Regions from separate parts of the Homo sapiens genome. Here region 2 is linked to region 1. The links are chromatin loops, found by intact Hi-C in ENCODE. Cell type or tissue: OCI-LY7. All regions are shown on one strand. Links, peaks and the distances in the headings refer to the core of each region. The heading gives the core; the rest is flanking DNA.

Region 1 (5,380 bases), core at 167-5,166:
TGATTCTGAGGTCTGAGTCTTGACTCTACTAAACACAGTGTGTTTGGGTCCCATTTCTGCTTCACAGGAATGCGTATCCCATTTTAGTGAGGTTATGCTCTTGTAATACATTTTTGTAAATTCACTACTCGTCTTTACCTGAAGTAGAACAAGGAGAATCCCATGGGGAAGGCACCTGACTCAATGTGTTTTTCTGACCAATCACTTCCTTTCTTTGGTGCTTACAAGACATGCTTGAAACTAGGTAATTCCAAGCTAACTTTCCAGAGGTCCCTGTCCTGACATCTAACAGCAACAGCCTTAGCCAGAGTCAGCCAGATGATCAGTTTTAGAAATTGAACCCAATAGAGACAGCCCTGGGGGATCCTGCCTTACATTTGCACCTGTACTTCAATTATAATTAAATTGTTCATCTGGTTGTTTGCTTCACTTACATGTTAAGAAAAACAAGACTCATTCTGTCTCAGTGACTTGAAAGTTTGGTTTGCTACTGTAAGCAGAAAAAAAAATAGGTGTGATTAGTGATTTCCAGTTTCATTGGAAACTGAATATGTTTTTTGTTTTGTTTTGTTTTGTTTTTGAGATGGAGTCTCACTCTGTCGCCAGGCTGGAGTGCAGTGGCGCAATCTCGGCTCATGGCAACCTCCACCTCCCAGGTTCAAGTGATTCTCCTGCCTCAGCCTCCCGAGTAGCTGGAACTACTCAGGCACCCGCCACCATGCCCGGCTAATTGTTTGTATTTTTAGTAGAGACAGGGTTTCACTGTGTTATCCAGGATGGTCTTGATCTCTTGACCTCATGATCCACCCGCCTCGGCCTCCCAAAGTGCTGGGATTACAGGCGTGAGCCACCGCACCCAGCCGGAAACTGAATAGGTATTACAAGGAAGGAACAGTCTCTGTTTTCCTGAACTTCCTCCCGTTCAAGTTAAACTGGAGAAGATCATGCCAGGAGAAAAGTGAGTATTTCTTCTTTAAATGATCATAGTGAAAGCTTCCTGTCTTTGTGTTAAGACTGTTTACATCACAGAATGAGTAAATGTTAGAAAATTGAAAGGACACTGGGATATTTATGGAAATTAGCATTCACTTGAGACATTAAAATGAGGATGAAATATTTATATTTTCTACTCAGCTTATAAATAGAGTATTTCCCTGTTGAGATTTCTCCCTGCTGTTATAATGCTAATCTTTTTATTCAAATGTTCACAGACTCTCCATTTTCAAGATGAGTGATGTGGGTTGGGCCTGAGTCCTGGTGTTTCCTTGGGTGGAGGTCCTCCCTTGTCATCAAGTTCAGAAGTGAAATAACAACAAATGCTCTGGCATTTCGGTGGCCTCATCCTTTGTACTGGATTGCCTTTCTCTCTTGTTTTCAGAACCTCCATGAACATAGGATTTGAAGTATCTCTTAACCTTAGGAAAGTCTGTGACGTTCATAGCATTCATTGTGGCAAAACTTGTAGATACTCAAAATCTACTCTGTATGTCAGTTCAAGTCACACTTTTATGAACAATAACAGTAGCAATATTTGGAATAAGAACTATTTTAAATAAATGTTCATCAATTGTCTTAGACAATGTTAAGAATGTGTGGTATGCAAATAATTCCTAAAGATGTCAATACATTCTGCCCCAAACTAAAATAAAAATGTATTCATGCACCATTGAGCTTGTGGGCAGAGACTTTGGGGCTAGAAATGAACTGGTCTGTTCCTCACGGTAATCACTGCAGGTGCCCATTGGTGCATCTGGGTGTGAGAATGGACGGGAGTGACACTTCTCTGGAGGCTGCATCTGACTCCTCAGACAGCAGACCCTGGCTACCCAACTTTTTCTTCATACCTTAACCTGTTGTTTTGTGAGACATGCAAGCAATTTGAGGTTATTGAAATTGAGAGGGCTGTAACTTCCTTCCCATTTTCAGTATTAAACTTTTTGCACTGTTTCTTTGTTTCTTTCCTTTTTGTTTTTTTGTGGGACTGAGTGATCACAGCTCACTGCAGCCTTGACCCGCCCAGCTCTAGCAATCCTCCCACCTCGGCCTCTTGACTAGCTGGGACTATAAGCACACACCACTATGCCTGGCTAATTTTTAAAATTTTGTAGCCATGAGGCCCCACTATGTTGCCCAGGCTGGTCTTGAACTCCTGGCCTCAAGTGACCTGCTTGCCTCAGCTCCCCAAAGTGCTAGAATTACAGGCGTGAGCCTCCATGCCTGGCCAAACACGGTTTCTTTTCCACCCATCCTCTTTGCTGTTCCTATTGTGTGGAGCTTCTAATTCTCTCACCAATTACAAGCAGTGTGTGTTTGCATAATCCATGCCTTCCTTTGCTGATTGTTGCAGTTTAAACCATTTCAGATCATTTCATGAACGTGTAACTTTTGTTATTGTCCTTTTTGTTTTTTTGTTTTGTATGTGATTGGTTGGTTAGTGAAATTGGCTTGCTTCTGTTAGTTTCAGTCATTATAGCCATGTGAGGACAGGTTCTGCCCACTGAGGACCAGGTCTCTCCATGTGTGGAAGGTGCTTTCATCCTCTCCAGGTTGAGCTCTGCAGTTGGACTCAGAAGCTTTACATTAACAACCAGCAGCTGGGTTTAGAGCCTGGCTCCACAAACCATAATGATGAGAATGTCATAAACCCTGCTGGATTCAGTATGATTTGCAGTTACAACTCTCTAGGGGGCTGCACTGCGCTGTGCTCTTCTTGTGGTCCGGGGCTCTGCACATTCAGTGTGTGACAGAACACTCTTTCCATGCCTGTCCTTGCTGTCCAAATATATGTAGTGCCCCAGCAAAGCAGGCTGTGGCCATGTCACTACTAAATTGCCTAATTTTGTTGCAGTGTTTCTTAAATTATGCAGAGTGGCACTACTGATTAGTCCACCCCCAACCTGCTCTTGTGTGCGGACATCAGCTTTCCCCAACTCAAGAGGAAAAATGAAGGGCGTGCAAGCCTGATTATTAGCTTCAGCCTTATTCCCATTCCTCTGTTTTCACCCTAGGCTGCTCTGCACCCATGCTTTGGCATAGCCAGAGAACAAGAACTGCCCCATTCATGCCCATGAGTGGCTCCAACAGGAAGTCTTTGCTCCAGGACTCCCCATGGCCTGGCTGAAGCTGCCTTAGGTCTGTTGAGGTTTCAGACCCTTCCTATTCAATCCCTTCTTCTCTCACAGGTAGCAAATCTGCATCACGGTCTCAAGGTTCTTCTCATCTTTTTCTTCTGCTCTCTGTCCTTTATTGTATACATTAATTTCTTTCAATTAATTGGTTGCATTTCTCATCCCATCTTCACATCCACTTCTCAGAGGACCTATCAGGCACACCCACTGTCCATTCTCTCTGTGCCTTATCTTCAGGAGAGTTTTGGACCCTACCATGAGAGTTTCAGATCTCTAAAATGGGAAAAATATTTTAATGGAATCACAAATTCTAGATTATATGTTGCTATATTATTGGAAAAAATAAATACGAATTAACAAGGAAATAAACCCAAATACTTTTTTCATGATATAGAAGTGTTTAAGAAACATACCAATTGCTTGCATTCACCCAGAATGGTTCTTATTTTTGTGACTGAGCACAGAATGACTCATGGTCCAAATCCGTATACTCAAACCACATCTATAGCAGACTATCAGCCATGTTCACTTAGATGTCATTTGGGCAACTTAATAGTTTCAAAGCAGGATTTATAATCTTCCTTCTTTCCTTCCTAAACCTTCTGCCACCTTTTGGCTTTCTATTGAGAAGAATGGCAACACCAGTGCTCCCCTAAGTAGACAGGACATCATCTTTGCAGATTCCGCCTTCTTCAGTCCTCATATCTGCTCTTCATAAGTCTGGTGGAGTCTGTCTTCTCCATATTTTCTAATTAATTTCATTTCTTCATCCTTATCATTGTCATCACGTGCTGGGCCACTGTCACCTCCTGCCATGTTACAGCAATGATCTTCACACAGACTCACCTGACTCCAATCTCACCTCAGTCAATTTCAACCTTTGCAAAATAGCCAGGATGATCCCTCTCCAAAAAAACTTACTCTTGCTGTTCTTCTGCTTAAAAGATACTGGAATGGATTCTGATTGCCCTTAGGATAGGGTCCAAATTCCCTTCCCAACATGCCTTTAAAATTTCCCTGACCATCCTATGCGGCCTCTCTTTCCACTCCACCACCTTCCTCAGTCTCTGCACGTCCATGTGGAATTCACAGTTCCCAGAATATATCATATCTGGCTTTGCTATCAGACCTTGGCACTTGCTCTCTGATGGCCTTAGACTAGAATATGACTTAACCCTTCTTCTCTTTTCCTGGCTAACTCCCAATTTATTCTTCAAGGCTTAGATTAGTTGTCACTTCCTCCAAGAAGCCATGCCTACCACTACGCTACTCCTATCCTGGATTAGAAACTCCAGTTATTATATAGTGGTGTCTGTGTGTGTGTGTGTGTGTGTGTGTGTTTTGAGACAGAGTCTTGCTCTGTCACCCAGGCTGGAGTACACTGGCATGATCTGGGCTCACTACAACCTCCACCTCCTGGGTTCAAGCGATTCTCATGCCTCAGCCTCACAAGTGAGTGCCTCACAAGTGTGATCACCTGGGATCACAGGTGTGTGCCACCCACACCCGGCTAATTTTTGTATTTTCAGTAGAGATGGTGTTTCACCATGTTGGCCAGGCTAGTCTCAAACTCCTGACCTCTAGTGATCCTCCCGCCTTGGCTTCCCAAAGAGCTGGGATTACAGGAGTGAGCCAGCGTTCCTGACCATGTTCTGTGCTTTATATCAGAGTTTACCACGTTTGCTGCCACTGCTTTTCTTCTATCCTTCCCTACTTGAATATACTCTGAGGAGGATGGGGAATATGTTTGGCTTATTGTTCACAAAACCTTTATATAAAAGGTGCTTACTGAATACATGTTGAGTAAAGGATGCTAGTAAGGGGTATTGCAGAAAGGAGTGTGCTGCCTTGGACACATAGTGGGGTTAGACAGATGGGGTAACTAGCTTGTCAAAACCCTTTTAATTCTGAGATTTGGAATCTATAACTTCAGTGGTATTTTTAGAAACATATGCTAATGTGATGTTATGTAATATAAACCTATTAAGGAAGGTTAGCCCAGCAGAACACTTCTTTTAAAATATTTTCTTCTAGTTTGAACTATTGTTTATACTTGAATTTTTCTTTCAGAATTCAAGAGCTGTGATAATTATGACTAGACTCAGTATAATTAGTATGTCAGTGATATTTTTATTGTACTTTAATTCTTATATTACAGCACTATTAATTGTATGATTTGCCCTTGCCTTTTGCAAAGGGATCATAATTTTTGTCTGCCAGTTTGCTAAATCTGCTCTTTCTAAGCATTTTTC
Region 2 (5,380 bases), core at 116-5,115, 440 kb after region 1:
TGAGTTCTCGTGAGATCTGGTTGTTTAAAAGTGTGCGGCACTTCCCCCTTCACTCTCTCTCCTGTTCTGCTGTAGTAAGATATGCCTGCTTCCCCTTCACCTTCCACCATGACTGTAAGTTTCCCGAGGCCTCCCAGTCATGATTCCTGTACAGCCTGAGAAACTGTGAGTCAATTAAGCCACTTTTCTTCGTGAATTACCCAGTCTCAGATAGTTCTTTATAGCAGTGTGAGAATGGACTGATGCAATTACAAAACAAAACAGCATGGGGAGGTGTGCTGTGTGGCAAGGGCTCGTGACAAATGATTGTTAATCTTTTTGTAACTACTATCTTCCATGAGAATCTATATCATTATTCTTAAAGCAGAACTTATTCTTAAATTAAGAATGACTTTGCCCCTAAGATATCAGGACATCAGGCCATTTCCTGAGTCTGTTAAGTCCTGGGTCTGCTCAGCAAACATTATTAACCTGTTCCCTTAACCGTAAACATCCTGTGACTAGGAATGTCTAACCTCCTGGGAATGCAGCCCAGGAGGTCTCAGCCTCATTTTACCCAGCCCTTATTCAAGATGGGGGTCATTGTGGTTCAAATGCCTTTGACATCTCAGCTCCAGATACTGTTTTACCTTTTTTTACCCCTTCACCTCGTGTCCCAGATACTTACTTCCTGGTTCTTACGTCAGTGGCCGGAACACCTGCTGACTCTGCTTCACAGATGCCCTACATCACCCCCGACCATGCCCTTGGAAGCTCTTGGTTCCCCCTTTCCCTCCCTGGAGGCATCCTAGGGGCCAATAGGATAATGAGGCTCCACCTAGCGCTATTCTGCAGACCCAGCACCAGGAGCGCCAAATGGGAGGCAGGGCTGCTAACTCGACTTGGAACCTTGCAAGTTATTGTTCCACATCACCAAAAAGTGGGACTAACAGAGGCATCTTCCAACTTATTTCCCATTTCAATCGCATTCCCCAGTTGATCTTATTGGCCATTGACCGATTGCTTAATTATTCAAGGGACTGAGTCTGACTGCATATGCTTACTGAGGGTAGAGGACAAACTCCTCACTGGGACTTTCAATGTCCCTTAAAATGGGACCCTTGTAAAAGACTGGTTACATCATGTTATGAACTGAATTAGGGCCCCTTCGCCAATGTTTATTTTGAACCCCCAACACATAGCACCTCAAAATGTAACTGTATTTAGAGATGGGGTCTTCAAAGAGGTAATTACGAGGCTCTAGTCCAATGGGACTGGTGCTGTAATGCGAGGACACTAAGACACACAGAAAACGCACCAAGGATGCTCAGCAGGGGAAAGCCTGCATGTAGAGGCAGCAAGAGGATGGCGGTCTGCAAGCCAACGAGAAGCCTTGCAGGAAGCCAACCCTGCTGACCCCTAGATCTCGGACTCCAGCCTCCAACGCTGTTTGAGTAAATACGTTTCCGTTGTTTAAGCCACCTGATGGTGGCATTTTGTTATAGCAGCCCTAGAAACCAACACACATCATTTCACCCACACACCAGCAAACCAGGCTGCCCATCATTTCCGGGTGACACTCAGGCTTCTCTGCTTTTCTTACGCTTTCTCAAACTGTTCTTTTACTTTTGGAGTGCCCTCCTTTCCACTGCCCTAGTAATGCTGCCTGGGAGAACCCTAGAGTCCCCAAGCCTGCCATGTCTTCATGTTCTCTGATGACCCTGTGGGGTACACTCACTCCCCTGCAGCCTGCCCACATGACCTGGGAGAACCTCCCACAGATGCAGCCCTGGAGCAAATGTATTTTATTCATTCGTTCAATAACTGGCTTTCACGGAGCCAGAACCTCAGGCTCTGTTCCGCGTCTTGGATGACAGTCACCAGTTCACTTAGTTTATGCCCCTTACTCTGTTCTACAGACAGCCTGTATCTCACACTCCTTTCTCCAGTGCCCTGCAGCCTTGGGCACTGTGCTCTGCCCCTGCCAGCATGCGTGTAGGGGACACGCATTGTCCAGGCCCCCTTCTAACCAAGAGCAGTTTCCCCCTTAGGGGCTCCTCCTCCTCCCACACTATAGGTTTTCATAGGAGTGGCCACAGTCTAGTTCATGGGGGCCTGCACCCCTGCTCCCAGCACCAATAAGCTACCACTTTGGGCTTCCTGATTCAGGACTAGGGTGGCACCAGGCTAGACTCTCTCAGTGCCTAAAACAGTAAGATGTGCAGCCCAGGCTGGTGCCCTCATTCACCACGAGAGGCAGAGGCAGCAGTCCTGAGAGAGGCGAAGGAGGAAGTGGAGATGGGGTTGGGGAGGACAGGAAGCAAAAGAAGCCAGAGAGAGACAAAAGCCGAGGGGAGGGTTGGAAGAGAGTCCAGAGAGGGATCCAGCGCTCGCAGCACCGTTTCCGGAGCTCCTACCTCATTTCTGCTTCTCTCAGTGCTCCATTTCTCCTGGGGTATCAGAGAGCCACCCCACCCATGCCAGGGCCCTCCAGTGATTCCCTTCGTATTGGGAGCCAGCCGTTTCTTTCACTTTTAACCCAACAACTCCTTTGCTACTTCAAGGCACTTAATATATTCTCTAAATTGAATTTAACTTTAGTTGCTTTTGAAGAAATGGAGTGAATTTCACAGTAACGACAGCAATTTCATTACCTTCCCAGACACACTTCTGCTCACCAGATGTCCCAGCGCATAGGGTCCACAGATGGGGGATCAAGGAAGGTCCAATCCATCAGTCATTTATATACAAACAGCGGCCCTAAATGCTTGGAAACCTGTGGATAAACTTGATTTTTGTGAAGAAATTCATTTGATTTGTGGCATCAAATTGTTCCACAGCAGCACCATTATGGATGATCCAAAGGTCATTTTTCAGCAGCTGAGGTTTGGAACTCACAGTGGAAGGAGTAGTGTCCACAAGAACACATTTGCTTGTCAGTCAATCTGGAAGAGGCTTCCTTTCCAACACCCCACGTTGCAAAGAGTGGGTAAGGTTAATGGGTTCACATCTGAAAAGTGGCTCAGAGCCCAGTGATGAAACGCAGTAAATAAAGATATGTTATTCTTCACGTTATGAATTGTTTAGAGGAAAGATGGATTCAGGAAACAATCCCTCCCCTAAGATTTTGAATGGTTTCACTAAAGCCACCCATGGATGGGGAGACTGTAGGGACAAGGATGTGAGGAAGGTGAGTGGAGGCGATCTCCACTGATGCAGTGGATGGAACAGTGGGCTGCCGCCCCTGCCTCTGGCCAGATGCCAGGCCATTAAGAGCAAAGAGTAAAGATTAATTCCTATGCTCGTGTTATAGCCACACATAAAATTTGGCCCAGTAACCACAGACCAGTGCCAAAATCTGTTTAGTTCATTTAAATTTTTGTATTTATTTTAATTAAGCACTAGCAGAATGCCATTTGCAGTGGCATATTGAATACCTTTGTAATTAACAATACCGAGCCAGAGAGATAGGCTTCCTCCGCATTCTTTTAATTAACTGAAATAGTTCAAGGACAGAATCAGCAATGATTTCTTTCTGGATGCAGAATGTGGGGGCTAGGGAATATGCCCTTCATTAGAAAAAGGTGTAATTTTTCAAAATTCTAAGATCTATCAGAATATATTTCCATTTTTATAAACATTATCAGAAGGAAGAAAGCTTAGCAAATGTAATGCATTCAGTATTTTGAGTTACAACAGAAACTTTATGCAGTAGAGAAGTAAGGCAGAAGTTCTGATATGCTGGAATGGAATGAATAATAGTAATGATTCCATCCCCTATGAGTCACACGGGTCCTGGCAGCCACTTGAAATCCAAAATTCTGGTCCCGACTTTATCCTCAAGGCTTCCTATAAGCAGGCAGGATGCTTTTTATAATCTCCAGCCCTCTTTCCTTTGTGTTGTCATTGTTCCTTTTTCTTTAACACCTCCTAAAACCTTCCAACATTTGAATTGTTTAAGGGAAATATGTTTTTTTCTCTTGATCTGTTGAACTGGAATTAATCTCCCTGCATATGTCAGATGCTGTTTCTGCTTCTGTTAGAAGGAGCAGGCATCCTTCTCCTGGGTGAAAATCAGCTCTCATGGAAATCAATGTGGGTGAAAATCAGCTCTCATGGAAATCGATGTGGCTGAAGGGGAGATTCAAGGGCAGGAAAGCAAAAGGAAGACTCAGCTCCAAGGGGCCTGGTGAGGAGGCTCAACTTCAGGCCCATTCTAGGCTTATTCTGGAGTCCAGAGTGAGGATCAATCAATTTGGAGTGCTAACGCTACTTCTCCACTGGGTTGGAAACATTAGCACATCTTCAGCACCACCGGTGTGTGTGCAGCAGTGAGGACTACACTTGTGCAACTGTTCCTGTTGCACAAGAAACAGCAATGGCCCCTGCCTTTCCCTCAGAGAATAGAACCCACTCACCAGCCCCTATCCACCCTAGCCCACCCCAGTGCCACCACATCACCATTTCTCACTGAAAGATGGTAGATACGATATCATTGAATATCCTCAGCTGCTAGTGCACACAAAGAAAGCAACCCGTTCTTTTGCCAAATGCATCCTCCCTTGAAAAACTAGAGAAGCACACACTTGTTCTTGCTTACTGTGAGAGGAGCCATCATGAGCATGTAGGAGTGTGGAGTGTTTTGATTCATGCTGTCTGTGCTACATATAAACTCCTGAGATTCAGCAAAATTTCTTTTTTCATTTGCTGAGTTGAACAACCTGGTCTCTTTCTCCCTTTTATGCACCACCACTCTGAACTGAATTTTCACAGATGCAAACTGCCAAGTGAAATCCCTTCAATATTAAATTCCACAACCATCATAAAAAGGCGAATCATTTGCCGCTCAAAGGAAATGAGATATATTTTAAATTGAATATCCTCATGAATATGCTAACAAGTCCTGAACAGTTTAATAATAATAACAGACCTTGTCTTCATGTGGCCTCTTTCCCCTAGTGAAGACTGACAGCACTTACTAGAGGGGGCAGGGAGCTTGGAAGAACACAATCACTCTATTTTATAAGTGAGACCAGGAAAACCATCTCTCCATGTAAACTAGGCTGCAGGCACCCCCAATGTGTTCATTCTGCCCTCAAAATAACAGGACCTAGGAATCCTTTCACCCTTTGGCAAGCTCTTCCATGGGGCTCTTCCTTGGACCTTGATATAGTTTGGCTGTGTCCCCACCCAAATCTCATCTTGAATTGTAACTCCCACAATTCCCACGTGTCATGGGAGGAATCTGGTGGGAGGTAATTGAATCACGGGGGCAGGTCTTTTTCATGCTGTTCTCATGATAGTGAATAAGTCTCATGAGATCTGATGGTTTTATAAGGGGGAGTCTCCCTGCACAAGCTCCCTCTTTGCCTGCTGCCATCCATGTAAGATGTGACTTGCT

Evidence for each region. Peaks named below come from ENCODE experiments on the same cell type or tissue, not always from the same donor. Only the 100,000 strongest peaks of a DNase experiment are listed, where the experiment ranks them.
Region 2: it touches region 1 in a loop (2.4-fold over the local background); 1 of 110 quality-filtered maps calls a loop at or near these places.

The regions. Positions count from the first base shown.
Region 1 is chr5:5,754,289-5,759,668 of GRCh38, forward strand. No RefSeq gene overlaps it. Among named protein-coding and RNA genes, the nearest start is that of ICE1, 330 kb to the left of the region's middle. In OCI-LY7, for the core only: CTCF peaks have their summits at 2,692 and 2,894; a DNase peak (open chromatin) is centred at 1,753; H3K4me3 peaks cover 1,483 bases; H3K27ac peaks cover 2,179 bases.
Region 2 is chr5:6,195,378-6,200,757 of GRCh38, forward strand. No RefSeq gene overlaps it. Among named protein-coding and RNA genes, the nearest start is that of LINC02145, 140 kb to the right of the region's middle. In OCI-LY7, for the core only: a CTCF peak has its summit at 2,196; a DNase peak (open chromatin) is centred at 2,254; H3K4me3 peaks cover 276 bases; H3K27ac peaks cover 261 bases.